4 separate regions of the Homo sapiens genome follow, and all the other regions are linked to region 3. A link is a loop called in an ENCODE intact Hi-C map of the cell type or tissue named here. Cell type or tissue: ovary. All regions are shown on one strand. Region 1 has its middle 53 kb from the start of WDR75. Region 2 has its middle 64 kb from the start of WDR75. Region 3 holds the start of SLC40A1 (solute carrier family 40 member 1). Region 4 overlaps WDR75 (WD repeat domain 75).

Region 1 (8,000 bases), 87 kb after region 3:
TTTTAGGGAAATGAATAACACCACACCCCTCCTCTACTCCACTTATCTAACATTCCTTGACAGTTTTAATTTTTAAAAACTGCCTTTCAGATACTTTATCCCTACTAAGAAAAGAGATTTATGGCAAAATACCCTGGTATACATGGCAGAATCATGAGTATATTATGATCATATGTTTTAAAAAGTATATGCATCTAATATTGAATAGAACCACATTATATTTTCTTAAACTGTGTTTGATCTGTAAAATGGCTTTTCTGCATGGTTCACCCTAATAACTAAAAGGATAAATGAGAAACTAGGGAGAGGTGAACTGGGGAACTAGAAGACATATGACAGGCAGACAATTACTTCCACATATTCTTCAAAATCCAAGAACATTTTAACCATATGCATCTATTACCTATTCAAAAGTTAATATAAAACATTTTAAGAGGAGATAAAATAAAAATATATGGTCATAAATTTTACTAGATTGACTTTCTCCTCTTTCCACATTTTTCTCCATTCTTTTCTTCACTTTTCAGCGGAGTTATTCAGTAAACATACTGATAATCTATTATTTCCAACCTTCTGGTAAATGGTTTTTAGAAATGTAACCCAAAGAAACATATCATCCAAGTACAGAAATCTCTGTAAGAGTTTTTATTGTACCATTATTTTAGAGTAGTGAAGAATTTAAAACATAGATGGGAGATAGTATAAATAAAATATAATGCATTAGTTTATTAGAATACTATGTAGGCATTAAAATTATGATGTAATCGATTTTATTGGCATGGAAATATGTTTATAATCTCTTATATATCTAATTTTTTTTTTTTTGAGATGGAGTTTTGTTCTTGCTGCCCAGGCTGGAGTGCAATGGTGCAATCTCAGCTCACTGCAACCTCTGCCTTTTGGGTTCAAGTGATCCTCCTGCCTCAGCCTCCCAAGTAGCTGGGATTACAGGTGCCTGCCACACACCTGGCTAATTTTTGTATTTTGGTAGAGATGGGGTTTCACCATGTTGGTCAGGCTGGTCTCAAATTCCTAACCTCAGGTGATCCACCCACCTCAGCCTCCCAAAGTGCTGGGATTACAGGCGTGAGCCACCATGGCTGGCTGATATATCCAATTTTTATAATATATTAAATACTATTTTATAAATATACTTAAAAATAAATTCTCAGCTTACTTTGATTTTTTACTTTTGCTTTGAAAATTTTTTTCTTTTTTCAATGGAAGGACTCCTTTGGAGGAAGAGAGATCTCTGCAAGTGATTTGAGTTGAGTTTTTAATGAGACACTGAGGTTCTTGCTAATGAACATTAAAGGATATTACAAGAGAAACTGGAGAAGTGTATAGGGCAAAAAAGAGCAGACAAAGGAAGCCAGGGGCTAGGAAAGGAAGGCAAAATTTGCAGCCTGGACACCAGGAGTTTCCATATAGAAAATGTCACCCAGAAGAGGGCCCCTCTCCAGAAGGTGGAAGGCCAGTAGGTCTAAGAAAGGACTGCTGTGAGTACTCAGAGCCACATTGGACCAGAGACCTTGCCAGTCAGGCAACTATCCACACTTCCTAAGACAGAGTATTTCACATGGCTCACCTCCAGGGACTGTGCCTTCAATCTGCTCTCTAGAGGAACTGTCTTCTATCTGAACCACAGACTTGCCAGCTGATCATCCATCATGACAATGCCCAGCCCAATGCCACAAGCATTTTCTTTCTGCCACCACAGGGTTTCTCACCTTAGACATCTTCTTACGATGTCCTTAGAACATCTATTAGCCTTAAGGAACCTATTGGTGTGGCAGTGGCAAGAAAGAGATGGGACTGACAAACTACAAATGCTTGGGAATCCTAAACTGAAGAAATGGGGACCGGACTCCACTGTTCTGTCTGAAAACATAGGAAAAGGTCTGGGAAGAAATGCATCACATTAGTATAGGATATTTTGGCCTTTCTGTGGGACAATTTTTTCACAATATTTTTGTACAAGATTGTTTTGATTTTGTTTCTAAATATCGGCACTTTCATGTTTGTTTATAGCTTTGATGGATATTTGCAGTTAAAATATTACTTTCCATTTTTGTTTTTATTTTACTGAAAATATTTTCTCTGAGAGACAGCTTTTCTGTGTAAATTTTACAATTAAGATTTTTGTTGATGATGGCACCTCATATTTGACCTTTATTTGGGTGCATTATGTTAGTTCATTCTCACATTGCTATAAAGAACTGCTTGAGATTGGGTAATTTATAAAGGAAGGTGTTTTAATCAACTCACAGTTCCTCAGGGCTGCAGAGGCCTTAGAAAACTTACAACCATGGTGGAAGGGGAAGGAAAGGAAAAGTGCAGAGTGAAGCGGGGAAAAGCCCCTTATAAAACCATCAGATCTCTTGAGAACTCACTATCATAAGAACAGCATAGATGGACCACCCCCATAATCTAGTCACCTCCCATGGGGTCCCTCCTCCAACCTGTGGGCATTACAATTCGAATTATAATTAATGATGAGATTTGGGTGGGGACACAGAGCAAGACCCTATCATTCTGCCCTTGGCCCCTCTCAAATCTTATCTTGCTCGTATTTCAAAACACAATTATGCCTTCCCAACAGTTCCCCAAAGTCTTATTTCAGCATTAAACCAAAAGTCCAAGTCCAGTTCCCAACAAGTTTCCCATCTCCATCTGAGACCACCTCAGCCTGGACTTTGTTGTCCATATCACTATCAGCATTTTGGTCAAAGCCATTCAACAAATCTCTCGAAGTTTCATACTTTCCCACATCTTTCTGTCTTCTTCTGAGCCCTCCAAACCCTTCCAACCTCTGCCTGTTACTCAAGTCCAAAGTCGCTTACACATTTCCAGGTATCTTTATAGCAGTGTCCCACTCCCAGTACCAATTTACTGTATTAGTTTGTTCTCATGCTGCTATAAAGAACTGCCTGAGACTGGGTAATTTATAAAGGAAAGAGGTTTAACTGATTCACAATTCCACAGGGCTGAGGGGGCCTCAGGAAACTTACAATTATGGTGGAAAGGAAAGCAAATATGTCCTTCTTCACATGGCAGCAGGAAGGAGAAGTGCAGAGCGAAGCAGGGAAAAACCCCTTATAAAACCATCAGACAGCATGAGAACTCACTCACTCTCATGAGAACAGCATGGGGGCACCAACCCTATGATCTAGTCACCTCCCATGACTTCCCTCCCCCAACACATGGAGATTACAATTCGAATTACAATTAAAGATAAGATTTGGGTGGGGTCACAGAGCCAGACCATATAATGTTATTACTACCAAATTTAATTTTCTTATGTCAAATTTTGCAAATCTAATCTTTTCAAGGAGATTGAATTCATTCATTAATTTTATTCAAATTTTTATTGTATATGGGCTTAGTGATTTTCAGTTTTATTTTGTGTTTATTATTTCTTCTAAGCCTAACTTGTTCTGAGTTAATGTGTGCAGTTATCCTTCAGCCAGTTTCCTGTTATAAAGAAGTGGAGTCTGGAGCACTTGGAGAGACAAGAAAAAAGGCAGATACAGAAAGCAGGTGGATTTGGTGGGGGGACGATGAGACAATGTTTAATAGCTTCTATTTTCTCTGTGATGTATGAGACATAGTGAACAACTAAAAGTGAAGGAGGAGAAGGACATGAATAAGTTTTCAGAGACAGGAGAAACCATCGTAAGGAAATATGGTAGGATTGTTGGTTGGTGTTAAATGCCCATTTGAGATATGTGGTCACAGATTTTAAGTGAGATCAGCTGTGTATTTTTCTTCCTCTGTGTTCAGCCTAGCTGAGTTCAGGAGAGTGGCAGACAGTTGAGTTTCACCTGAGTTGGAAATTGGCAAGGTGTTTATGGCTGAAGGAGAAGGAGTGCTCCCAAAATTATCTCTCGTCTCTCCAGCACCATTTAACTTTTACTTACTGATTATTTCCTTTGGTATCAAATATGCTGCAGTATCTGTCATTCTTAAATAACAACAACAAATACAAACACAATCTTTCTTTTATCCCATTCCTTTTAAGAGTCAAGCTACCAACCCATTTACTGTTCTTCTTTAGGGTTTCACTTCAGTGAATTTTCTGTCATCTCAGCTCCATTTTCTCACTTTATATTTCTTTCAACCCATTCCTATTAGGCTTCTGTCTCATCACTCCACTGAGTTTATGCTTATCATAGAACCAGTGACCACCATAGTACAGAAGCAATAGGAATTATCAGTCCTCATCTTATTTGACGTCTGAGCATGTGGGCACTTGGTGTACTTTCTTCTCTCGGCTATCTTGAGACCACACATCCCTCTTTCCCAGCCCTGCCCATATTTCACTGGCTGCTCCTTTGAGGTCTCCTCTGCAAGATGTTTAAGTAAAGAGAAAACTAGAAAAATCACTTTAAGTTTTCTAGACTAGAAAACTAGAAAAATCACTTTTTGTAGTCTATTTTTTATTTCCTTGGGAATCTCTTTTATTACCAAGAATTTTAAGATTACTTATATGCCCAAGACCTCCATAAACAGGCAATGCTGGAAAATCCTTGAATTCCTAGATCCACAAATAATATAGTGCTATTTTTGTACATTAAATGAGTGCAAATTACTAATGGTTTATTTAGGAGTTTTGCATCTGTATTTATCAATGATATTACCTATGATTTTCTTTTCTTATACAATCCTTGTCCAGGTTTTGGTGTCAAAATTATCTCAGCTTTGTGAAATAAGTCAAGTCGCTTTGTATATGCTCATATTTGCTCTTCTTTTAAAAACTGTGTTTTAGGATAGGGGTTAACTTTTTTTGTAAGTCTGATAAAGCATGGTTATAAAACTGTCAACATATTAGCAACTTTTGAGGAAGAATTTGGATTATTTTGGCTTCTTTAATAGTTATGATTTATTCCAATTTTATACTTCTTCCTGAGCCAATTTTGGTAATAAGTGTCTTGGTTTTAAATTTTATCTTTTTTAAATCTAAGATTTTCAAAATGTTTGAAAAAATTAGCTCACAATAGCCCACTATAGTAGATATAGTGAAGCATCACTCAATATCCATTTAATTTCCTTCCACTGCGCATTTCCATAGAACACAGCCTGGAAAGCTAAAGCTTGTACCTCCAAGGCTTTCTTGCAGTTACTGATTTAGATGCAAATTAGGTTTTGCCAAATAGTTGTGTAAGATGTGAGATTTGGAAGAGAAAGTGAGGCCTAGGTCACAATCTTTTGCTTCAACTGTTGCTGCGTGCCAGTGTGGTCATTGACTAGGTATTGGCTTTTTATTACATGAGCCCTTCAGTGTTCAGACACTAGTTTTATGAATGTTGGGCAGCAGATTTGACAGTGGTAGTTTCCTTATCTGTGAGTGCCAAGTAAGTCTTTGTGTTCTTGAGTTAACATTTCCAATGGGGTCTTGGTGATTGCATATTTTTGTGATGGTATTAGTTGTCTATTGCTGTGTAATAAATTATGCCAACTGCTTAGCAGCTTCAAACAAACATATCTTAGGCATTTTCTGTGAGTCAGGAATCCAGAGTTGCTTAGTCTGGTGGTTTTCTCTTAGGGTTTCTCACAGAGTTGCCGGCAAGCTATCGACTAAGTCTGTAGTCATCTGAAGGCTTGACTGAGCTGGAGGATATGCTTCCAAGATGCCTTATCAGGTGGCCATTAGTGAGAGGACTCAATTCCTCACCATGTTGGACCTTCCACAGACCTGCCTACAACATGGCAATGGGTTTCCCTCAAAGCGAGTCATCTGAGAGAGAAATCGAGGGGAGAGAGTAAGAGAGTGCTCAAGACAGAAGCAGCAGTGCCTTTTATAACCTAATCTCAGAGGTGACCTACTGTTGTTTCTGCTGTATACTACTGTTCACGCAGACCAAGTCTGGCACAATGTGGAAGGAGACTATGCAAGGATCTGAATACTAGGAAGAGAGGATCATTGGGGACCATGTTGGAGGCTGGCTCCCACTATAACCAGCGCTGCTTCAGCACATTTAAAATATCTGCAAACTCTGGAAACTCTGGAGGGATTTGCATTTTTAACTTTTGATTTCTTTGTTTCTCTCTTAGGTGGATAAACTCCAAGGGTGCTGACTCAAAACAAATTACTTTTTTTTTTTTTTTTTTTTGAGACAGAGTCTCACTGTGTCACCCAGGTTGGAGTGCATTGGGGCCAGTGTCAGCTCACTGCAACCTCTACCTCCCAGGTTCAGGCAATTCTCCTGCCTCAGCCTCCCAAGTAGCTGGGATTACAGGCACACGCCACAACACCCAGCTAGTTTTTATAATTTTAGTAGAGAAGGGGTTTCACCATGTTGGCCAGCCTGGTCTAGAACTCTTGGCCTCAAGCCATCCACCCACCTCGACCTCCCAAATTGCTAGGATTACAGGCATAAGCAGCTGCACCCAACCAAATTACTTGAAAAAAAAAAGTGAGATGGGAGAATTAGAAAGTATGTGAAAGCCTGACTTTAAAAAAATCGTATGGCTGGGCGCGGTGGCTTACGCCTGTAATCCCAGCACTTTGGGAGGCCGAGGCAGGTGGATCACCAGGTCAAGAGATCAAGACCATCCTGGCTAACACGGTGAAACCTCGTCTCTACTAAAAATACAAAAAAAAAAAAAAAAAATCGTAGGAAATGTTATGTTTGAGGCTCATGTTCTTCATGCTCAAAAAATACTTTTAATTCAACATGAAGAGCATGCAGTTGAAGGTAGAAGGCTCTCAGAACTCACTCTCTGGGGTAGATGCACCCAGCTCTGCACTCCTGAAGTCAGCATTAATGTTATAGCTGAAAACCTCTGCCCGGGAAAGCAATTTGTCACTCAACCATTTCCTTACTTTCTCCTTTTTCTCCTGCCAATTAAGTTCGTAAGGGCTTTTACAACTACTCTAATGTGAAGATACAATTGCATGGCTAGCCAATAATCATTCCTTTCTTGCTTGCTGTCAGGGTACCAGTTTTGTTTGGAATGAGGTGATAGATTAGATCTGTGTTCCCAATCCATTCCCATTCTACAATTGAATTATGCATATACACCTCTTGACATGCGACTTTGTAGCACTTTCCAATGGAGTGTACAGAGTATGTCTCCTCACCCCATTTATGTTGGACTTAGCCAGGTGATTTGTCTGGCAAATGGAATGTTACTGGATATCACACGAACAGAGATTGTAAATGTATTTGTGTGCTTTTATCTGATTTCTTGCACTTCTCTCATTTTCCATGAGAAGAACATACTATGGGTGGCCAGTAGTGCCATAATGAACATATATGTGGAGTTGGCTGGGCATGGTGGCTCATGCCTGTAATCCCAGCACTTTGAGAAGCCAAGATGGGAGGATTTCTTGAGCCCAGGAGTTTGAGACCAGCCTGGGGAATGGAGTGAAACCCTGTCTTTACAAAAAGTACAAAAATTAGCCAGATATGATGGCTTGCACCTAAAGTCAAGTCCTAGCTACTTTGGAGGCTGAGATGAGAGGATTGCTTGAGCACAGGAGGTTGGGGCTGCAGTGAGCTGTGATCATGCCACTGCTCTCCAGCCTGGATGACAGAGCAAGACCATGTCTCAAAAAAGAAAAAGTTATATGCAGGGAAGACATAAAAACATACACGTACCATACATGTCCTGGATCCAAGCCCAGTCAGTCCTGACCAAAACTAGCAGAGTCATTAATGACCTACATGTCCATAAGCGGGGAACAAATGCTTGTTCTTATAAACCACAAAGGTTTGGGGAATTGCTTGTTATGAAGCACAGTATTACAGGCAGCAATCTGCCCAGCTCCAGAGGATGCACTATAACCAGTCTATAATCCTGTTGTTCTTTTTCTTTTCCAGACACTTGATTTCTAGATTATCTTGGCCAAATGACTCAATCTTAGCCAATGAATATATAAAGATTCTGCTGTGGAAGTGCTTTTGCTTCCCTGATAAAAATCTATCAGCACTATTTTCCAACAGAATGTGGCCACTGCATGTCTCTATGTCACATTTTGGTAATTCCCATAATAT
Region 2 (8,000 bases), 76 kb after region 3:
TGCTCTGCTTCCCTTATAAAACTGAATGCCTTTAACAGCACCCCACTCACCTCTTGAATGCTTTGCTGCTTAGAAATTTCTTCTGCCAGATACCCTAAATCATCTCTCTCAAGTTCAAAGTTCTACACATCTCTAAGGCAGGAGCAAAACGCTGCCAGTCTCCTTGCTAAAACATAACAAGAGTCACCTTTGCTCCAGTTCCCAACAAGTTCCTCATCTCCATCTGAGGCCACCTCAGCCTGGACCTTATCACTTATCAGCTTGATTGTCCATATCACTATCAGGCTTTTGGTCAAAGCCATTCAACAAGTCTCTTGGAAATTCCAAACTTTCCCACATTTTCCTATCTTCTTCCAAGCCCTCCAAACTGTTCCAACCTCTCCCTGTTACCCAGTTACAAAGTTGCTTCCACATTTTCAGGTATCTTTTCAGTAACATCCCCCATCTGGTACCGATCTACTGTATTAGTCCGTTTTCATGCTGCTGATAAAGACATACTCAAGACTGTGCAATTTACAAAAGAAAGAGGTTTAATTGGACTCACAGTTCCATGTGGCTGAGGAGGCCTCACAATCATGGTAGAAGGCAAAGAGGAGCAAGTCATGTCTTATGTGGTTGGTGGCAAGCAAAGGGAGAGCTTGTGTAGGCAAAGTCCCATTTTTTTAAAGCCATCAGATGTCATGAGACTTATTCACTATCATGAGAACAGCACAGGAAAGACCAACCCCATGATTCAATTATCTCCCACTGGATCCCTCCCCATAACATGTGGGAATTATGGAAGCTACAAGATGAGATTTGGGTGGGGACTCAGAGCCAAACCATATCAACTACTGTCAAGATACTGAACAATTCTGTCATCACAAGGATCCCCCTTGTTGCCTTTTTGTAACCACACTCACTTCGCTCTATATATAGACCTTTCATCTGTCCATTTATAAAATCGTCATTTCAAAAAATCACAGTAATTGAATCATATAGTATATAATCTTTCAGATTGGCTTTTTTCATTCAGCACAATTATCTGAATATCCAAGTTGTATCAATAGTTTGTTTCTTTTTATTGCTGGGTAGTATTCCATGGTATGGATGTACCACCATTTGTTTAATCAGTCATCCGTTGAAAGACATCTGGTCTGTTTCAGGTTTTTGGCTATTACAAATAAGGATTGCTATGAACATTCATGTACAGGTTTTGGTATGAACATATGTTTTAATTTCTCTAGGATAAATGCCCAAGAGTGCAATTGCAGGGTTGAATATTAATTGCACGTTAAAATGTATAAGAAACTGCCAAGCTGTTTTCTAGTAAAGTGACCTTCCCACCAGCAAAGTATATGTGATCTAGTTTTTGAACATCCTCATTAACACTTGGTGTTGTCATTATTTTAATTTTAGCCATTCTGTTAGGTATGTAGTGTTATTTCATTTTTAAAAATTTTTTTTGGAGACAGGGGTCTCACTGTCACTTAGGCTGGAATGCAGTGTCACAATCTCAGCTCACTGAAACCTCCGCCTCCAAGGCTCAAGCGATCCTCCTGCTTCAGCCTCCTAAGTAGCTGGATGACAGGCGTGCACTACCACACCTGGCTAATTTTTGTATTTTTTGTAGAGACAGAGTTTTGCCATGTTGCCCAGACTGGTCTCACATGCCTGGACTCAAGTGATCTGCCTGCCTCAGCCTCCCAAAGTTGGGATTACGGGCATGAGCCACTGCATATGATCTCCATTGTGGTTTTAATTTGCATTTCTCTAATGGTTGATGATGTTCAGTATCTTTTCTTCTGCTTACTTGCCATCCATTTATCCTCTTCAGAAAAATATCTGTTCACGTCTTTTGTCCTGGTTTGTATTGTATTTTATTGATTTATTTATACTAGACAGGGGTCTCACTCTGTTCCCAGGCTGGAGTGCAATGGTGCAATCATAGCTCACTGCAGCCTCGACCTCCTGGGCTCAAAGGATCCTCCTTCAGCCTCCCAAGTAGCTGGAATTACAGGGGCTGGATTATAGGCACACATTACCATGCCTGTTTTTGTTGTTGTTGTTGTTTGTTTTTTGTTTTTTGTTTTTTTTTTGGTAGAGACAGGGTTTTGCCATGTTGCCCAGGCTGGTCTCCAACTCCTGTGCTCAAGTGATCCTCCCACCTTGGCCTCCTAGAATGCTGGTATTATAGGCATGAGCCACCGTGCCCAGCCTTTATTTTACAATGTACAATTTTCTGACTTAAGTTATGGATTTTTTCCAAATTGGAAAATATATTAATACCATGTACAAGTTATTTGTCTTGTTTCCTTTCAAAGACAGAAGCCAACACATTCCCCACAGATATAGCCTTCATGTTTGTACTCTAGATTCACTTGAGAGCTCAGCAGCCCAGGAGTAGGGAAATGGCTTCCAGAATACTCTTTAATTTTTTTTTAATTTCATAAAGTATTTGGGATCCTTAGGGATTCTCATTATTTTCATTAACTAGCTAATAAATTAGGTCAGTAATGGAAAATAAATTTACGTTTAGAAAATACATCAGAGTTGCAGAATATACTATACTCCCTACAACAGGTCTGTTCAGCTAGAAGAAACCTCGCAGAAAAGGCCGCAGAGTCTAAGAAGGTGTTGAACCTATGTTTGTAAGCTGGGATCAGCAGGACCTGCAAGACAAGCTCCAATTGTTAACTTCTGACATGCGATTTCTTATCAGTGAGTCATAGTGGAAAGCTGTCAGAGTGACAAGAAGGTCTGCAATCTCATTTTGGTTAACACAGCACAGACTAGCATAACACCAAGGGCTAGAGGCTTGAGGAAGTCTCCCCTCAGTAAGAGAAAGACTGAATCATGGTGACTGAGACAGAGCAAGTAGTGGGGCCCCAAGGGCCCTTACCTGACTAGGTAAGGGGAAAGTTTCCAAGTCATTGAAGACAGAGATGGGTGAGATGGACCCACAAGAGGTGTTAGGAAGCAACAGGACATGGCTGTGCATAGTTGTGAGGAAAGAAGTCTTTGAATGAGAGGGAAGCTCCAGACTTATGTGAAGAAATGTTGCGTCTTTTTTTGTTCTTCCACAACCATACCATTGAAAGCAGCTTTTAGAAACCATAAGCCCTGGTGTGGGGCTTGTTGGTAGTGAGTGAATGAATAACTCACTCATCTTTTAAATTTAATAGTCTATATATATATTCATCTAATCTCCATCCTCCTCCTCAAATACTCTCTAAGGCTATAGTCTAAATAGGACCAACTTTACCCCAAGTAGAAGGGAGAAAGACATTCTAGACCAATAAACTAAGTGACCTGGCTCTTATAATTTGAGGGGTGAATAAAATGTCCCAAATAGTTCCCCACTAGTTTTCTTCTCAGCTGTTATGATCTTTTACTTCTAATTTTCACAACCAATTTTTAAAAACAAGTTGATCCCATTTCCTTAATCCCTGTCAGTCTTTATCTGGCTCTTGTCCCCATCTGTCCCCTGACATAGTTCTTGCTAATGACCTCCACTCACTAAATGCAATGAGCATTTTTCTTCAGTCATGGTCTTATTTGACCACTCAGTAGCATTTTTTTTTCCTGACTCCAAACAAACCCTCTAAAGGTCCCTCTTGCTTTCTTACCACTTCCTTTCAGTCTTATCTTTCTCTACTGAGACCTTAAATTTGAAGGCCCTGAAGACTTATCCCTAAACTCTTGTAATCTATGTCCATAGATACGGGATATCACTCCTACTTCTTTTGACACTATCACATTCTTCATCAAATTAAACTTATCATACTAATCAAACTTCCTGTTATTCACTCCTGCTCCCCATCCCCCAATCCATTGTCCACAGTGTTACTTAAATCAAGTAATCTTATCTTTTTTCTCCCTTAAATCCTATAATGAAGACCCATTTCTCTTAGATAAAGACGGCCCCTGCTGGCCTCTGCTGCAGCCACCAGGCTTGGGCTCCAACAACACATTCACCTTCCAGGTCCTTTTGTCTCAAGGCCTTTTAGAAGGCATTTCCCCCTGCCTGGAATATTTCTGCTCCTCTCCCCAAATCTAGTTGTTGTCTAATCATTCTTTATATTTTAGTTCAAATGTGACTTCCTCTGGAAACCACAGTGACAACATCAAAAAATAGATTAAGTCCAACTCTCACACTATTCAGAACTTCTGAACTCTGTCTTTAAAGGCTTTTTCCTGTTTTTAGGTATCTGAGTGGTTATTTGATAAATGTGTGTCTCCTGTACTAGACGCTAAGCTCCAGAAGGGCAGGTGCCTTGGCTTTTTGTGCTCACTATATCTCCAGAACCCAGCACAGAGAGTGAGTGAGGAAGCCAACTAATAACAAGAAGCCTGAACTTTGTCTCCTCAGCCTGCAGGTGTCCATGGAGTGCGTCTTCCACAGCCAGAGGGCACGGGGTCCTGGAGTGGGTCCACCAGCCTTGGGAGCAAGCATGGCTTGTGAGGGCTTCATACTTAATTGTGCCAAGTTCAGTTTCTGGTGCTCTTCTTTTCTGATTATTATTATTATTATATTATTATTTTTTGACACCAAGTCTCACTCTGTTGCTCAGGCTGGAGTGCAGTGGCACGATCTCGGCTCGCTTCAACGTCTGCCCCCCGGGTTCAAGAGATTCTCGTGCCTCAACCTCCCGATTAGCTGGGACTACAGGCGTCAGCCACCACGCCCAGCTAATTTTTGTATTTTTAGTAGAGACGGGGTCTTGCCATGTTGGCCAGGCTGGTCTTGAACTCCTGACCTGAGGCAATCCAACTGCCTCGGCCTCCCAAAGTGCTGGGATTACAGGCGTGAGCCAACACGCCCAGCCTTCTTTTCCGATTATTTAAATAATCCCTAAAACCTGTACAGCCAGATTTTAGTATTAAAATGTCGTTAAGTAACATTCATAGATAATTTTATAATTTACAAAGCATATACATTTCCATTATGTAATTTGAATCCCCAAACACTCTCTGAAGTAATCTATTTTTCTTTAATTGACAGCTGTGGAAAATGAGGCTTAGAAGGATTAAGTGACTAACCCGACGTCTCCTAGCTAATAAGGGACTGAGCAGGGCCTTCATCCCAGGTGTTGCAACACCAAGTTTTGTCTTTCCACGGCCAATAATTGCTCTTCACTTGGTTAAAAATACCCCTAGAAAAATACAGCTTCTCATCAAAGCTACTTATGCAGCGTGTGTCATGGCATTATATATAGGTCTTCTAATTTTAGGGGTGCCTCCATCTGCATTAGCTTTTTTTTTATATATATAATGGAGGTGAGATGGTTGATTTATACAGTTATCTTTGTGAAATGACCATATATCTTTTTTGTTTTAATTAAAGTTCAGGGGAATTGTTAACCAGGTTTAAAAAACAATAGGGAAATCCTCAAATTGATGGAAAGATGGCTAATACCTATTATTTCAATCATTACTTTTTAAGTATACCAAGTCATATATTATTTCAGGTAATAATCCAAAATATAAACCAATTATTTAGTTGAGAAGTCTTTATAACAGCTGATTAGGCATTCTGAACTGGGTAAAACTTTGTTTTCCAGTATAAAGAAAAGAAGAACATATGTCAATCATTCAGGTTTACAGTTGCAGCTTGGTCTTTTATGGCTGGTCATTTAGTTGCACAAAAACCATCTTGTTTGGTTGTCTATTTCAGAATTCAAGGTTTGAATTCAACTAATCTGAATAGCAGATTAGTTGCCTCAGAGGAACTAAGAAAAATAATTGCAGCACAGAAAATGAGTCTCTTTGATTTGTGCCTACTTTGATTTTTTTCAAGAATGTCTTCTCCTTAAGGCAAGCTTTATGGTGGCAGTAAAAGTCTAGTTCTAGGCTACAGAAATATTTATTTGAAGGTCACCTGTAAACTTAAGTCATGGTTTAGTGCCAATAATGTTAATGTAATTAACACATTCTCTGCAAGGTCTCAAGAAAGCAAGAGGTTAAAAGGAGTTTGTTTAATATACTTGGTAAGCGCAGCCAATTAGGCAAACATCATTGATTGTAAGATTTACCTCTAATATGAAAACAGTTTCTTTACTTTTTTTGGGCCATGGCACATTTAGAAAGCAGTAAGCAGGACCGGCGTGGTGGCTCACGCCTGTAATCCCGGCGCTTTGGGAGGCAGAGGCGGGCGGATTACGAGGTCAGGAGATGGAGACCATCCTGGCTAACACCGTGAAACCCCGTCTCTACTAAAAATACAAAAAAATTAGCCGAGTGTAGTGGCGCGTGCCTGCAATCCCAACTACTCGGGAGGCTGAGGCAGAATCTCTTGCACCCGGGAGGCGGAGGTTGCAGTGAGCCGAGACCACTGCACTCCAGCCTGGAAGACAGAGCGAGACTCCGTCTCAAAAAAAGAAAGCCGTAAGCAGATGATGGGCCTGAGGAGTCTGGTAGTGCCAGGCCCCACCAGGTCTCCCTGAAGGAAGAGGGAATTAATAAAAACAAATGAACAGACAAACAAAAACATGCCCCCGCCACCCCCTGCCAGCTTAAGGGGAAAGTGCATTTTAGGATAGAGGAAGTCTGGTAGCTAATTCTGTGTTACCAATTATTTTCTTGTTTACATTATTCAGACTGAATCACTGGAGGAAGGCACTTCAAAGAGACTTTGTTTACCAAATATGTCAATTCAGAGAGTTTCAGGCCTCTGAGCTTCAAAACTGCTTGCCAAACACCTCATGACAGTGCGCAGCTAAACATTTTAAAATGTAAAGTTTTAGATAATGGGTAATTACTAGCAACTAGACATTTTCTTTTAAAAAGTTTCCCAAACATTTTAGATTCTTTCTTAAATATGAATAGAGGAAGAATTAAGCAAAAACTTTTGTATCTGGCATATTTTTTAAAACAATAATATACTTCTTAAATATTCCTATTAAATACTGTAATTTCAGATGGTTGGCTTGAAAATAGACTCATAAAATGGAAAATATAAGTTAATTCATTTGTGCTATAATGGGATCATGAAATCTATAACATTTATAATCAGACTAAAATTTACTGTTAACAAATTATATGGGTTTAATTTGCTATGCTGAAAAAAAATTCATCTCGTGTTTTGTCACCTGACCAAATTGGAGTGCGTTATTAAAAAGCTAACCTGTTAAACTCATGCTGAAGGACTGACTCTCCCAGATGTTGGTGGAGAATAATGAAGACTGTATGACTGGCATTGGCTCATTCAAAAGTTTAAATGTTTTGAAACTGTTATGATGAAAGTTTTTTTCTAGTCTCAATGTGGGATAAAATGTTGTATTACTAAAAGTCAATTAGCTAAAACTTAGAAAGTTTTTGTGAATAGCTACAGTTGGGAAAATCATAAGAAAATAAATGTGATTTTAATTCATGTTTATCCTAGAAAAATCATTAGTCTGTTTTCTGTAAATTCCTTCTAAATTATCTCTTGCCTAAAATCATCTTATACTATAGCCAGTGGTTGAGAGAAATCATGCCCTTGAATGAAATTTCTAAACTATCTTTCATTGTTTGGATGGAAGAAAGTGTTAATAGAATTTATATTAAAACGAGTCACTATTTTAAAAAACCACAATGCACTTGGTGTATACCAACTGGTCAAAACATCAAGTTAGATCTCTTTTGATTATTGTTGAATTACTATAAAGTCAAACTTTTTCAAACAAATATTATTTTTGTCATTTTCCTCCTAATTGAAAAATGATCAAACATTAGACAAATATATATTAAAGTGAGTTAAGCAGAGCTGAACGAGGTTTTTTTCTTACTCTATAATTGATACAGCTTGTCATTGTTAGATCCATTTTTAGATCCCTAGAAATAGATTCTTACTATGATGGAAATCACATGGTTGGGGTGCAAGTTTCCTGTTACATCTTCAAGGATATGAAGATAGTGTGTGGTTTTACATAGGATACAAGGTAGGAAGAATACGACTGATTCTGTTTGATGGTAATACAAGGTCTTCCCTGGCAGAAAGATATACTGAAGTGTGCAGTAATTTTAAGAAGTGTATAGTA
Region 3 (8,000 bases):
GTCTCAGTTCCTTATATGTACACTGGGGATAATATCAGTATTATTTCATAGGGCCGTTGTGAAAATAAAATAATATCTGATAAGCACCTTGTGTCATATCTTCCACTTGTATAGTGCTCCAAATATATGGTGTCTATTGTTATATATGTTGATTCAGTGTAGATAACACTGCAATGAAATATTTCTGACAGACATCCTTGGGAGGGGCCTTCATACTGTATTTTTAACTTTTCTTAAATGCTGATATAATTACTGTAGCCAGTATTTCCTAATTGCATCAGAGAAGAGGGCTTTGTCCAGGTCACATGATAAAAGTCTTTATAGTTCTAGGATTTTCCTTATTACACTATTGTGTGAGCACAAATTAAGGACCCAAGACTAAGGATATTGTCTAGGGATTTTATGACTGAGAGACATCATTATCTTTTACTATGTTGCACTCATAATTGACATGCTGTAATAATTGGGTATTTTGTGAGACTTGATAAGGGAAAAATCAGCAGTATGGAAGTAGTATTTACTGGAAAAAAAAAACAAAACAGAAGAACAAACACAAAGATCATACCACTAAGAGGTTGGGGTGGGGAGGGAGCTGGAAACAGGGACTCTTGCACTGGAAACATGAACTATGTCCTAAACAAAACATTAAGGAACTCTGAACTTTTTGACAGCAGTGCAAAATGCAATCTTCATGAATATGTTTATGGCCAGCTTAGTAGGGATCAGCTTCAAGGTGCTGCTTAGAAACAGTGTAGAGTGTCTGAAAAGGAAGATTGAAGATATGAGAATGTGTTAACAGGAACTCTGCTTAGATGGATGAGGTGTTCTGTGCTGTCTTCTGTGAGGGGCTTGCAATCAAATTGCTGTTGAAAAGGGCATCGAGAATACCAGCTAAAATAACTGAACACTTGGGAAATCCATCCCTGTTTATACAACCTGAGGAAGGCAAGGCTGAGCAGCATCTGGAGAACGTGAAGGGGATACTGTTGTGGTGATACCAAGCATTTGTTTTGCGCTTTAATGAATTCAGACAGAATACAGGAGAACAGACTTGACATTGTAACATGAGAGAGTTAGATTAGACAGCAAAAGTGACGATCCACGGCAAAAGTTAAGAGACTGAAATATTTATTAAATAGAATTTTATGTATTTTCTGGCTGTATATGGAGAAAACTAAACAGTTAACTTAGTTCCATGTTTTAGTTTCCAGTCAGCGTAATGGACAAGACTTCTCTTTTTTTCTTTCTACAGTCTCTTTCTATTTGATTAAGATCTCCTGAGACTACATTTGGCCTACATTTATCTCAATCAATACCATTATTGAAAAATGGCAAACTTTCCTTTTAAGAATATATATATATTTAATCAAGCTAAAATTTGCATAACATAAAATTCACCACTTGAGCCATTTTGGTGACTTTTATTATTTCACATTGTGGCAAAACCATTGCCACTATCTAGATTCAGACCATTTTCATCACCCCAAAGGGAAACTACACACCCATAAAGCAGTCACTACCTATTCTTCCCTCCTCCCAGGCTCTGAAAACAACCAATATGCTCTCTGTCTCTATGGATTTGCCTTAGGAGTATATTTCTTTTGGAATCTTCTGAATTCTGTATTTAATTTTTCCAACTAGAAACTGTAGACTACTGTGTATATGTGTGTGTGTGTGTGTGTGTGTGTGTGTGTGTGTATGAGAGAGAGGAAGCAAGAGAGCACCCCCAATGAGAGCCAGCATTCATAAGAAACTTCGCAAGGTCAAATCTATTTGAAATGTTCAAACAAAATGAAGACCTGGGAGGATATTTATCTTTCAATAGGATGTCTGTAATTTAAAGTAGATGTTGAACTTAAACTTCTCAAGAGCCATTCATTCATATTATAGAAATATAAAACCGTTCTTGAAATTTGCCTGTAACACTGAGAAAGATTTTTGAATGGAAACGTGGCTTTATAGCTCCTAAGTTAATGTAAAAAGGTTCACATCCAACAGAAGCACAGTCCTGGATTGGAGCCCTTCCTGTAATAGTTGGTGATAACCCTATTACTTTTTTTCTTCAGAGCAGTGGAATAGTGACCATTCTTTATTCTGCCTTTGTCCTGGTGAGCACATCTGATATGGCAGAGGAAACTGAGGATGCCTGGCCGGTAAGTGAAAAGACAACTTAAAAATGAAATGATAAAACCGTTTTTATTTCCCAACTATAAACACTTTAAATGAATTTTAAATAGCCATATACATTTTATTCTGGCTGGGATTTTTAAAAAGGTGGTTAACCTAGTTACAAACTTTAAAACATGTTGAAAATGAATTGGCACATGGTCTTTAGGGTATCTACTATTTTTTGTAAACTGACTTAAAACTTGCATGACTTTCTTAGTTAGATTAAATTGATGGGAATGTTGTATGTTCTGTGTTCTCAAAAACATATATATGACTTTTGGAAGAAATCTTAATTTTCAACTGGTCAAATGTTTTCTCAGAAGGAGGAAGAGCCCGAAGGGTCTTGTGATTAAAGCGGTGCTTTGTAACCTAGCATGTCAAAGCCAAAAGAATTCTGTCATTTTGCACTTTCTGAATAGTTTGAGGATTTTTATTCTATTTTCATTTTCAATTTCTTTCCATTTCATAAGCCCCAACTAACATATCTCAACTATTCTCATTAATTAGGATTTAAGATTCCCCTTCCACAGCTCACTCACTGGTTTTAATGTCATGAACCTTGCTTGTTTTCTTTCCAAAGTATCTTTCCTACTTGCTTCACTGCAGTATCCCATTTGTTCTTTATAACATTCTCTCGGTTTTGGCTTCTGGGGACTCCTTGGTGACAATGGAGAACAGAGACTCCATATCACATTTTGAGGTATATGCTGACTTAGCCACTCTTTCCACAAATACTTCTTAAACAGTGTCTACGGGAAGTAATTTTTTTTTTAACCAACCGAACTTTTAAAAAGCCACCTGGAAGTTGGGGACAGCATGACACCCCTTCTTATAATATGTAATAATTAATGTAAAGCACTTGGAGGTCCTTGTTGCTGAGACACACTCTGACAAATGTGCAAACTATCACTATCCTTTGTGCCTTGTTGAGGACCTGTCAAAAAATTCATCTCTAATAAGGGATCGCCATAAAGTGGAGGGGTTTATTTACCAGTTCACTCCTTCACTTTAGTTCACTCATCTGAGTATACTTTGGTTTATTCTCAAGGATGCATGTATAAATGACCCTATTCTCCACGGTTAGCAAACCAAAACCTCTCTAAATTGGGAGAAAGAACTTGAATGTCGTGTGAAAGAAAGGAAAAAAGAGGGCTTGAAAAGGCAAAAAGCAGTGAAAAGCAGTAGTTAAACTGTAACCCCTATCTCTACTCACCAGACCACATCCCAACCGAATCCAGCTGCACCCACCCCGTAGACCTTTGGGGCTCCTGATTGAGAGTGCAGATACAGGGCACATACTCATGCGTGGCTCCCTTCACTACTGGGTGTCAGTCTGGCCTGTGCTCAAGGTGTGGCATCTGGTTGGAGTTTCAATATGTAGGATCCACTACCAGGGTTTTCGTGAGATTAAGAAGGGTAAGGTAACCTACTGGCAAAAGGGGCTGGTATGCCCCAGGGGTTGGTTTGGCACAGCAGGATTAAAACGAAGTCAACCAAGGCTAGAGTCTGGTGTTCTTTAGTCATTCACCTCACCCTCCAGGAGGCCACCGAATGGCTTTATCTGGACAGGGACAGATCCAGGGACACAACTGGGATAACCGGTATTCCTGGTAAGCCTGTCACTGGGGCATTTGGAGGTTAGGTGGGGAAGGGACGCGCGCGTGGGGGCGGGGTGAGAGGGTACAGAGGGAGAAGGAATGATGGTGAAGGGTTTGCTGGGGCTGCAGCATCCTCATTCTGTCTCCAGGACGGATTTGGAGGCCCCAGTTTGGGGATACGGGTAGGTCTGTAACTCGCTGCGGGACTTCACCTTTGCAAGCCTCCGTTTGCTCCTCTCAAGAGGGATGGACTCTGATCTTTGCGCCCCCTTCCTGCCCTTTGATTCTGGTTCTTTGAGGGAAGCCCTGCTATGCAGTCCGGGGAAGGAAAGGCATTCTCTGCTGCAGGCGGGCCGGAATGGGACGGCCAGGAAAGCGGCCTCTGTGGCATGAATTATATTTATTTAGATACCTGTATTAAAAATTATTTTCGTTAAAAAAGGAATCCCCACCCACCAAGCTCGCGCTGGAGCTTTGCACTGCGACCGTCCGGCGGCCGCCCTTTCCCTGAACTGCGGGGTAGCCGGTGCGCAGCGCTTTCTTCCAGCACCTGACGCTTAGTTTCGCGCAGAATCTCCCTACGCCGCCCCGCCGGCTCCACGCGCCTTCCTCCTTTTCCCAGCCCCACGGCCGCCCCCCGAGGTTGCCCTCGCGGCTTCCCGGAGAGCAGGAAAACCCGGGGAGTGGAACGCGTCGAGGCGAAGGTCCCCGCAAGCCGCGCAGGGTGTCTGCGGCCGGTTGGACGCTTGCGCCCGGGGTGGGCGACTCCTCCGGGCAAGGGCGCGGGGACGGCCCGGCGCGCAAGGTTGACGGGAGCTCGTCTCGCGCCGCGGGGACGCCCGGGCGGCCCTGAAGGGGACGGGGCGGCCCCAGTCGGAGGTCGCAGGGAGCTCCGCCCCCGACTCGGTATAAGAGCTGGGCCCGGCCCACGGCGGCGGCGGCGGCGGCGGAGAGAGCTGGCTCAGGGCGTCCGCTAGGCTCGGACGACCTGCTGAGCCTCCCAAACCGCTTCCATAAGGCTTTGCCTTTCCAACTTCAGCTACAGTGTTAGCTAAGTTTGGAAAGAAGGAAAAAAGAAAATCCCTGGGCCCCTTTTCTTTTGTTCTTTGCCAAAGTCGTCGTTGTAGTCTTTTTGCCCAAGGCTGTTGTGTTTTTAGAGGTGCTATCTCCAGTTCCTTGCACTCCTGTTAACAAGCACCTCAGCGAGAGCAGCAGCAGCGATAGCAGCCGCAGAAGAGCCAGCGGGGTCGCCTAGTGTCATGACCAGGGCGGGAGATCACAACCGCCAGAGAGGATGCTGTGGTGAGTGTCGTTGACCGAAAGCATATGGTGGAAACCCAGGTGGGGCTTTGGAGACAAGCAACTCTACACGAGTTCTGGAGGAATGTGGCTCTGCTGTGAACCATAGCTTTGTAAAAAGATCCTTTGACTCATATTTGGTGGACGTTAAGGAAGAAAGGAAATTCAGGGTGTGGGAAAAGGGGTTTGCACACAGGCACGGATGGAGTAGATTGGGCAGTTTGGATTGCCTTGTGTAAAAAAGAAACAAAACAAACAAACCAACCAACCCAAAAAAGAATGCTGAAACAAGAGTTTCTTCACTGTATGTGAAATGTGAAGTTGGGCAGTTATTGACTAGGTCAATAACTGAATTTAGTGAATGGTATTAAGTGAACGAAATACATCGGTTCATAGGTAACTTGATAAAATGTACGTGGTTTGTCCTGCAAAGTAGTTTTTAATAATCATGTTCTAATGAGATCAAATGGATAAGCATTCTGCCCTCAGCTCATTAAGTGACTACCATCGCTTTTTGTCACCCCGCCTGTGTCTTTGCAGGATCCTTGGCCGACTACCTGACCTCTGCAAAATTCCTTCTCTACCTTGGTCATTCTCTCTCTACTTGGGTAAGTGAGAATGCATAGTCTTACAACACAGTTGCGCAATTTTTTATTTCCTTTCGTTCTAGCCAGTTGTATTAAGCCAACTTCCAGTTTTGTCAAGCAGTTAAAGAAATAAATCATCCAAGTACACATGCTTTAATGAAAACGTTATTTACATCGAAGATCTTTCCCCATGAGTGTTAGTTAATGCAACTTAATTATCAGATCATCGTAGTTTATGTAGATAGACAACTATCCAGACAAGATTATCAAGGAAAGGAATATTTGCCTTGTTTTTAAATTTTATGTTGCATTAGTAGCTTTGGTAAATAGACATATCTGCTACAAAAGATGGATGGATGTCTCATATACCTTCTCTTCTTCACATTTTAAAATATTTTGTTTTCTTTTTTTGTTAAAATTTAGTTCCAGCGTGCAGCACCATGAGAATACAATAGAATGGTAGAGTGACTGACTTAAGCTAATAATAACATTCTAAGATTAATTGAAACATAAATGACCCCCAGAACAAATATCTGAGTGACAAAAATTCTGGTCTTTAAAAATGTTATCTATAGTTAGATAAAGTTTGGGGCAGTGGAGGCTATCTTAAAATTAATCATCCAATGAATATCAGCAATGGATTTACAGTTTTCCCTCTGACTTTCTAGGTTGTCCTGGAAAAGACCTAGTGTTTCTGTAGATCTGGGCTCCTAAAACTCTCTCCGAAAAATAATAAACTAGAAGGGTGCTAGATATATGTTCAGTGATGATTAGAATCTTTAACATTAAACAATTATTGTTTAAAAGCAATAAATCTGGCTATATTCTGTCCATGGCTCATATGTATTTAAAAAGAATGGAAAGAATTTTGAGAGTAAATTTTTTGAATGTTATTTTCCTTTTAAATTGGAAACTTATATTGGATCATCCTTAAGACATGGATGGAAACCACTGGAAGAGGAAATCTATACCCAATACCTTTGAGAAATTGTTAAGCTACATTATTGGTTCTCTAAGAAATAGCAGTTTATAGATGACATTTTAGAAAAGCAAGCTCCTATCTTACCAGAGGCTTACACAGGGGTGACTCTGCAAATACATGTAAACAAAGTGGAATTGGTGTGAGTTTGTTTTAATTCCAACAGCTGATGATGCTAAGTAGAAACCTAGTGAAACAACCCTTAATAAATAAAAAGCAATAGTTTGTTCCCCCAGTTTAATTCAGTAAATATTAAGTATTAATAACATGTGATGGGAATAGTATCTGAAATTCTCAGCCTGTGGTCTGGCCTTGCTCTTAGAGGAAGAAGATGCCTCTCTTCCAAGTTCTGATTATGGTTTATGTGACCTTTGGTTAATAGGTTAGGAGGTCAGATTTGCCAGAAAACCAGTGGCACCGTGGTTGTTCCAGGAGGATATTTTGTCATGTTCATTAAAAGTCCCACAAGAAAGGTGACACATGCTTATCCCAACTTTACAGTAAGTCAAGCAAAGGAAGTTCTCATGAGAAAGTTGGATTAAACAAACAGCAGCAACTACAATCATATAAGGTTTAGTGGATTTTTACTCCTTTCCGCTGCAAAGGAGTGCAAAAGAGGAATGTCTCTAACACTAGGTAATTATGCTTTTTATGTTTTTTCTCTTGTGTGGCACTCTGCCTGATTTTGTTACAACAAAACATTTATGTTTCTGTATTATGTGTGTGTGTATATGTATTATATATATATGCATTTTCCGTCCCACCCTGCCAAGTCATGATTTCTTATGCACTGAACGTAGGGGCATTAGAGTAGAAGGTTGCCTCAGGTTAGTTTTGTGTGGGGTTGAATGCCTTTTATTTCTGACTTCATTTCTATCTGCCAATGGATCAATGCATTTTACTCTATATTATCAAAATACAATATAGTGTAAGAAGTGGATCCTGGCTAGGTGCAGTGGCTCATGCCTGTAATCCTAGCACTTTGGGAGGCAGGAGGATTCCTTGAGCCCAGGAGTCTGAGACCAGCCTGGGCAACATAGGGAGACTCTGTCTCTGCAAAAAAAAATTTAAAAATTAGCCAGGTGTCATGAGACACACCTGTAGTCCCAGCTACTGAGAGGCTGAGGTGGAAGAATTGCTTGAACCCAGGAGTTTGAAGCTGCAGTGAGCTGTGATCACACCACTACACTCCAGCCTGGACAACAGAATAAGACCCTGTCTCAAAAAAAAAAAAAAAAAGTGGATACTATTGTCAAGGAGCTTATAATACAATTTAGTATGGGCTTTAAAAAAGATATCTAATAACAAAAAGATGACAGTGTAAGACAGTGAAAAAGAGGGGCCAGTTGCTTATATCTGATAACATGA
Region 4 (8,000 bases), 110 kb after region 3:
TACAGACCGGGTGGTTTATAAACAGAAACTTATGTCTCAGTTCCAGAAGTCGGAAAGTCTAACAAAAAGGCACCAGATTTGCTGTTTGGTGAGGCCCCACTTCATAGTTCACAGATGGTTTTCTTCTTGCTGTATCCCCACGTGTTAGAAGGGGCAAAGAAGCTCTCCAGTGTCTCTTTTGTAACAGCATTTATCCTATTCACAAAGGCTCCAGTCTCATGACCTAATCATCTCCCAAAGGCCCCATCTCCAAATACCACATTGAGGATTAGATTCCAACATTTGAATTTTAGGGGGGCACAACAAACATTTGGTCTACAGCACAAACTAAAAAGCCATTTGCAGCAATTTTTGTGAACATTCATTGAGATGTGCTCTTACAAACGCTTTGTTTTTGTGCTAACTTCTAAATATAAATTTTACAAAAGTGCATTAGGGAAGTGGAAAACTCAAAATGCTAGGTGGTTAAGATGTAGCAGCTTCACTGCTTTAACTAAAACAGGGGATCTGGATCGTTTTCTACTAGCAACTGGACTTTGGGTCAGATCATCTGAATTCAGAATTTTAGGCAGCCCATATTATTATATAATATCCTCAGTGAGGTTTGTGGAACACCACATAATCAACTCGTCTCTAAATTTCTCTGAGAGAAATAAATACACTAAGAGGAATAAATCAGGACTAAAGAAACCTCACTCCAGCTCAGGTCACATTTGGCCACCAAATGAATTTGTGTTAAAACAATTATGTCAACAAAGCCTTTTAACTTTCAAATCTTTTCGTATCTCCAAACTGCAGCTTAGGGGACATATGCTGTACAGTTCAAGTCTCAGTTCTGCTGTATCACCTGTGAAGAAAATACCTACTTGTTTTATAAGGCTGATGTGTGACTCAAAATAAAAAAATGAGATGATGTGGTATATCAATGATCCAGTAACTGTAAAGCATGATGCAAATACATGTTCATATTATCAGTTTTTTAAAAAAGCAAAGTTTGTTAATATTTATTATCTTATTTTTAGAACAGAAATAACATTAAAATAGATGTTTTTAGAATATCAACATACAATCAAAAACACAAAGTCCAAGGATCCTCCCCATCTCCAAGGCTTAAAGGGCAGCTATCCAGCTGTAGTCTATTTTCCTAAATTTTCTCAGTTCTTTTTCTTCAGATTTTGACAACTGATGTATAATGTCTTCTCCTAAACCTGTGTTACTTGTATCCTGGACTTTTTCGGTAAAATCATTTTCTTCATCTGAATCTTCACTTTCTTTTTCTTCTTCCATATCTACATCTTCAGGAATTTCCTTAGCACTTTAACAATAACAGAATAAAATATAAACACTATTAAATGTTTCTAAACAGTAACTTTCTAATTTGACACCTATGTAGAAATATAATCACACAAAGTAAATGAAGAATTTTGTTACTAAGTACACTTTAAAAATTATGGGTTATTTATAAAAGAGCAGGTGAATTTACAAACATGTAATTTTAAATTATGTACCAAGCCCTTAAAACACACACATACAAGATCTTTTTTGAAACTTATTTTCAATGTATGTTACTTGACTTAATAATCCTATAGCCTTTAAATCTATTTTAAAACTTATGAAATAAAAAGAAATACAGTGGAAGAATACTCTAAAAAAGGATAAACACAAACGATCCTGTTTCCCAAAAGAGAGTGTCCAAACCTGTCTTAAGAACTGCTTTACCTCTTAGTCTCTTTAGACAGCAGCAATGAATTTACAAACATGGAGCACAGGAAAGCAGCAGATGGCAGGACATGGGCTGGAGTGTGAAGAAGCTGGAGTCAAACAGAAAACACGGTTGCAATTAAAAAGCTTATCCTCCACCGCAGTCTGTTCCTACAGTGTCCTCACGGAGTCCCTTTTATTGTAAATGCCAAGAGTGAAACATGAAAAGGCTTTCCCTATACAAAAGCCAAACCAAAGAAAAATACATTTCTACCTTCCTACATTTATGCCAACAACCACCCCTATCCCTACACCAGGTCCAGGACAAAACAATCCCAGATCACAAGGTTAAGTTACTCGGTTTGTTGTTAGTTATTTAGTTTGGGTATTAAAGTTGTACAGCATACAAATTACAGATTGACTGTGTCAAAACTCCAACTTCAGGTGCTTTAAGTGCATTTAATCTGTTTCACATGGTTTTCATAATTACTTACCTCACTAATTGCGGGTATGTTTTCTGTTAAGGGTAGTTGTACCAGCTCATTCTCTAAAGTTTCGTTTAGTTTTTCATCCTGCTGTTGCCTGTGTTTTCCCAATATGAAATAAAATGGGGTTGTGGGAAGACTTTCTTCTGCTAGCAGCTTTAAGGATTTAAGACAAAGAGAAATTATTTCAGAAAAAAGGAAGAACTGTGTTTGACTTAACAGTAAGTACTACAGAATCATAAAAAGTCTGGGATGAAAGGAATTTTACAAATTATCCAGTTAGTATGATCCTCTCATTTCACAGAGAAAGCAACTGAGGCCTAGCATCCCACTTATGAGAAGAGCTAACAGTGAACACTTAGATGACAGAATAATACATGCATTTACCACTGCTTCTTCACCAAATCCCACAAAAATGACAGCAAAAGGGTTTTCAAAGGGCACATACTCACAATGATAGAAAATGAGGGAAAAGGCCTTAACAGTAACATGTTGGAAACTGGAGAGCAGGCTGAAGGATGGTATTGAACTTAGTAGACCTGAGAAAGCACAATTCTAAGCTGGCTGTAGGGAAAGCCAAGAAGCATCCCAATTCATACTACAGAATCCTGCAAATGCTCAGGAGTTGGTAATAATAGTAACTCTGGATGTGGGGTGAAAATGGGACTAGACAAACCAGACGGGCTGGTGGAAAGTCTACTTAGAAAGCACCCCACAGCTCCTCCTCAGCCCCAGCAGAGGGCTCTACATCTTTAGGCTAGGTATGGATAGCGGTGGTGGTGGTGGTGGTATCTTCATATCTAGGCAGTTGTACTTCATGTAGGGGGTTCTCAGAACACTGACAGGTAGGTCTAAATCCTTTAGGCAGGAACGCATAGAATTTTTTATGGTTAATTTGACCAGCCTAAGTAAGACCTAAAGATACAGCTAACCTTGGAATAACAAGGGTTCGAATAACACGTCTATGTGGAGTTTCTTCTATTTCTGCCAGACCTGAGATGGCAAGATCAACTCCTTCTCTTCCTTAGCCTACTCTATGTGAAGATGAGGATGAAGACCTTTGTGATGATCTATTTCCACTTAATGAATAAATATATTTTTCTCTTTCTTATAATTTTTTTTTTTGAGATGGAGTCTTGTTCTGTCACCCAGGCTGGAGTGCAGTGGTGTGACCTAGGCTCACTGCAACCGCCATCTCCCAGGTTCCAGTGATTCTCCTGCCTCAGCCCCCGAGTAGGTGGGATTACAGGCATGCACCACCATGCTTGGCTAATTTTTGTATTTTTAGTAGAGATGGGGTTTTGCCATGTTGGCCAGGCTGGTCTCGAACTCCTGACCTCAAGTGATCTACCTGCCTTGGCCTTCCAAAATGTGGGATTACAGGCAAGAACCACCGTGCCCGGCCTCCTTATGATATTTCTTAACTTTTTTTTTTCCTCTAGCATACTTTATTGTAAGAATACAGTATATAATACATATAATACAAATAACTGTTATCAGTAAGGCTTCAGGTTAAGTTTTGGGAAGTCAAAAGTTATACATAGGTTTTCAATCTCTACATTGTTCAAGGGTCAATTGTAATGACATTTGAGACTGTCTCAATAAATTAGCTCAGATAGTGGAAGCCAAGGGATAAGTTCTGCACAGGCAGAGAACTTCCAAGTGGCTTTTTAACCCACTTTTAAATCCAAAGACAGCCAAGAATCATCAGACTCTGATGAAAACCTCTAGATGAAAGGCAGCAACCAAGACAAACCAAAAACAAAAAAAAATGTAATGGAAACAGACCATGAAAAAGAAAAAAAGATTTGATGATAAAGATGAGGAAATCTTCCAGAAAACAAACAAAAAATAGGCAAAACAATAAGAATAATAGAGAACCATTCTAGAAAGTCCAGCACTAAATAATAGGAGTTCTAGAAAAAGAATAGAGAAAGAAGTAATTAGCTCCTCCTTAGTTCTCTACTCAAAACTCTCCAAGGGGCCCTATATGTAACTCAGAGAAAAAGTCAGAATCTTTTCAATAAGGCCTACGTAGACTTCCCTGTTTAAAATTACAAGCTGCATCCCATGCATGCCATCTTTTCGTCTATTCTCTACCCCACCACAATTCTTACCACCTTCTCTACTCCATATTTTACTTAATGCATGTTGTTTACTGTCTCTATCTTCTGGTGGACTGTGAATACCGCAAGTTTAGAGACTTGACTACTTTTCTCACTACTGTATCCCAACTGTCTACAATGGTCCCTGGCGTACAGTAAATAATTAACAAAAAATTATTGAATTAATCCAATGAGTTTTAAAGGAAAATAAACAAGCCAAGTTACAGACAAAGGAACAAGAACAAGAATGGTATTGGTCTTCTAGTAATAATGGAAATTATAAAATAATAGGACAATAATGTCAAAGTTCTGCGAGAATGATTTTCAACCTACAACTCTATAATAATCAAGTGAAAGAGAATAAAAACATTTCCAAACATGCAAGGTCTTAAATTGACCTCCAATGCACTAAAAGAATGCTTCACCAAAACAGGGGAGTGACCAAAGAAAGAGAAAAACCACACCACTAATAGAGTAGAGGTCAAACAAATCCCCAGAATGATGGTGAATATAGATCCTAGGATGACTACTGTGTAGCAGGTTTCCAGAGCAATCAGTCCAGACTGAAGACAGTCAGAAGGCTCTTGGAAATAATCCTTTATGACTTGAAAGAATACCTAATGTATCTGAAAACACTGAGAGAATACTTACACAACTTGAGCAGAATTTGGGGTTGAATTACATGAGAATAGAAAACTAAGCAAATGAAAAAACAAGGCAATCATTAACTCCACAGAAAATAAAAACTTGGTCACAAAAGGAAAAACAATCTGCCTATTACTACATGGCTTGGCTATGAATTGTGTTAACACAGCTATGACAATGACTACTGAACTAACCAATTTAACATTTACCCATATGGGGAAAATTGGGGGACAAGTAGGGAAAGTGTGTGTTGTGTATATGCAGGGAGTGCTGATGTGAAAAACAGCTAAAAATTCAGCGTCAATAGATCAGAGTTAACAGATAATACCTAAATCTGAAAAACCTATAATTAGAAATATAAACATTTCTTAGAGATTTCTTAGAGATTCAGAGTTAAATAAAAACTTCAGCTAAAAGATTTGAGAGTGATTGTCTTTGTGGGTAATGGTAGTGGTGTTGGAGAAGTTTTTTCTGAAGAGCCTTGTAAAAATATTTGACTCTTTAAATCAGAATTATATATTACTGATATTATAAATTAAAATAATTTTAAAAGAGCACTAAAACTTTCAAGAGACACATATCAGTTTATAAGTATATGGCTTTTAATTCTATTTTAGGGCCAAGTGAAATATTTTTTTCATAGTTGACTTCTAAAAGGTAATTGTATCCTTTTAGGGAGGCAATACATCCTGCTATGAATGGCTAAAACATACCTGTTTGCTTGTTGGTGTGAGTTTTTCTTCTGGAGACTTTGTACTGAATGTCAATAAACTCTGAAAAGAGAGAATTAATGATGCAAAAGACAAACTGTAGAGTGCAAATCTAAACAAGGTGTTACAGGGTGTTAAAAAATGAGAAGGTCAAATTTTTCACTTTGATATATATATTTGACAACAGAAAAGGAATAAAAGATTTAAACCTATTTAATAACCACGATGAGAGTTACAAGATTATGTCTGAGAGATACTTAAGAAATGGTAATGAATAAAAAATATAACTGACAGACAAAACTCAAGCCACCATTTTAAAAATTGCAAATCAAACACTGAAAAAAAAAAGAAAAAGAAAAAAGAATCATGCAATTTAAAGTATTTTAGTTGTCTTCTGCTTTTTTGCTGTCACAGAGTTAATACAAGCAATACCTAAGGAACCTCAAAAGTGTGGGGTAAAACGGTAATACATTTACATTAATAATGCTGCTGTACTGAGCATATTAGACAATTTTTTGGGAAATAATCCTTTAATGAAGCTGTTTCACCTAGAAACAAACTCACACCAATAGTCATGGGCTATTAGTCTAAAATTCCATGTACAAAGTGATCGCCTTTTTTGAGGGAGGCAGTTACCTGTGATTTTGTTAGGAAGTAAAACTGGGATCTATTTAGCCACTGGTAAGCTTCTGAGGTGAAGGATTCAGGGACATCTCGTGGAACAAACACTCCCCACTGGACTTTCTCTCTGGAGATACCCTTTTGAATATACAATGGCCTTGGCTCACTAGGTTTAAATACAAACACTAGAGGGAAAAAACAAAGAAACAATAACATTTTGCCTGAAAAGGTTAGTTCTAGCCTCAGACTGGCAGATCACACTAATCCTGGGACTCACCCCATTGAGTAACTGGCCCAAGTCATGACTGTTTTAGGCTTTGATTCAAGAGGTATCTACTGTGTTCCTACTATGGGCCAGGCAGGTTAGGAATGAGGGCTATGAGGATGAAAAACAGAAAGAAGAATTCGTGCTCCAGAGGCCAGGGCCCACTGCAGAAGACAGAAACCAAAATATTATTACAGTAGTATTTTGTCTGTAAGTACTAGAAATGAGATATGTAGAAACTGCTTCAAGAACATAGAGGATGACCAATTAAAGCTTCTCAGGGGCAGTTGGAAATATGTCAAACTGGTGAAATCTCTTGAATTTTAAAGATTGAGTACGAATTGGCTTGTGGAAAAATAAGAAACATATTGGAGCTCTCCTAGAACTAAGTATGGACGCACACAATGACAAAGTGTTGGGGCAAAGAAGGGCCGTGCCTCAAGCAAAATGGCTTCCAATTAACATCTGATGTGAAGGCAAGTTTGGCTCAAATTATATTAAGAAGAAAACTTAGGTCATAGATGTTCTCTTACTACAAAGTGTGGTTTGTACTTACAGTCTGAACCCACTGAAGACTGAGAGATTGCAGCAATATTCTCTGAATTAGGATCGGGTTCCATAACTCTAACATTTAATTTTGCATTCCACTCCACTGAGGGGAAAAACAAAGGTGATTCACTTCTAAGGAAAGATTTACCAAAAGCTTTAAAAAACTTCTCTTATTCTTAGGAAGAGGAATCTTATGCTTCCAACTAACACACATGGAGACACACTGAAATGATTTGTAGAATGCTGCACTAAAGTGAGAGGCCGAAAGAAAAACATACTGGAACTGTAGTGCTCCTTGTACAAACTATGAAAAGATTATTATTTCATTGAAATTTATGTCTAGTGCTTTTCTGATGCTGCTAAATGTGTACAGTATGTTAACCAGAGTTAACTGTAAAGAATACTGAAAAAAGTTACCATACACATTCATTTATAAGCAGCTACTATGCCTTCCAAACATACACTCAAATGGGTAAAATGCCACTAAGTTCACATTTGTTAGGACTGTGATAGACTACATTTGAATTTAAGCTGTCAGGGATAATGTAGATTAGTAAGTATTAAAAATGAGCAGAAAACATTATTCAAATTGTTACGAGGATGGGGAATATGGAGGGCATCAGAAAGTCACACACACTGAAAACAGTAGAAAAAGGTAAGGATAATGGAAGCTGACGTACCAACAATTAAGCAGTTAATAAATAATGTCTATTACAGGCCCAGTATTCCAAATTTTGGTGGCATCATATGTCACGTAAAAAACTGACTATTCCAAGTACAGACCTGATGATATGATCCCTAAGTCCTAAAATGCCAAAGTTTAATGTCAACTCCTTATGCGCTTTGCCAGATCACTTTAGAGTAAAAAATATCTTACATGCACAGCTCAGCAGATTCCAACAGCAAAGAATGCCATTTT

The links. Peaks named below come from ENCODE experiments on the same cell type or tissue, not always from the same donor. Only the 100,000 strongest peaks of a DNase experiment are listed, where the experiment ranks them.
Region 1: a loop joins it to region 3, with 2.3 times the contacts of the local background. A loop is called at or near these places in 7 of 110 quality-filtered maps.
Region 2: it touches region 3 in a loop (2.0-fold over the local background); 8 of 110 quality-filtered maps call a loop at or near these places.
Region 4: a loop joins it to region 3, with 4 times the contacts of the local background. A loop is called at or near these places in 49 of 110 quality-filtered maps.

Annotation. Positions count from the first base shown.
Region 1 is chr2:189,490,243-189,498,242 of GRCh38, reverse strand. No RefSeq gene overlaps it. Among named protein-coding and RNA genes, the nearest start is that of WDR75, 53 kb to the right of the region's middle. In ovary, no CTCF peak of the experiment used is centred here; no DNase peak of the experiment used is centred here.
Region 2 is chr2:189,501,509-189,509,508 of GRCh38, reverse strand. No RefSeq gene overlaps it. Among named protein-coding and RNA genes, the nearest start is that of WDR75, 64 kb to the right of the region's middle. In ovary, no CTCF peak of the experiment used is centred here; no DNase peak of the experiment used is centred here.
Region 3 is chr2:189,577,487-189,585,486 of GRCh38, reverse strand. It overlaps SLC40A1 (solute carrier family 40 member 1), which reads left to right and starts at 4,701. Exons shown (of 8, transcript NM_014585.6): 1 at 4,701-5,069; 2 at 5,607-5,674. The coding sequence starts at 5,027. RefSeq lists silencers at 4,448-4,617, 4,688-4,747. In ovary, a CTCF peak has its summit at 4,595; DNase peaks (open chromatin) are centred at 3,497, 3,868, 4,616 and 5,039; H3K4me3 peaks cover 4,452 bases; H3K27ac peaks cover 6,669 bases.
Region 4 is chr2:189,468,528-189,476,527 of GRCh38, reverse strand. It overlaps WDR75 (WD repeat domain 75), which reads right to left. Exons shown (of 21, transcript NM_032168.3): 15 at 7,959-8,000; 16 at 7,089-7,184; 17 at 6,283-6,452; 18 at 5,650-5,709; 19 at 2,196-2,342; 20 at 1,720-1,811; 21 at 976-1,315. The coding sequence ends at 1,111. Among named protein-coding and RNA genes, the nearest start is that of WDR75, 31 kb to the right of the region's middle. In ovary, no CTCF peak of the experiment used is centred here; no DNase peak of the experiment used is centred here.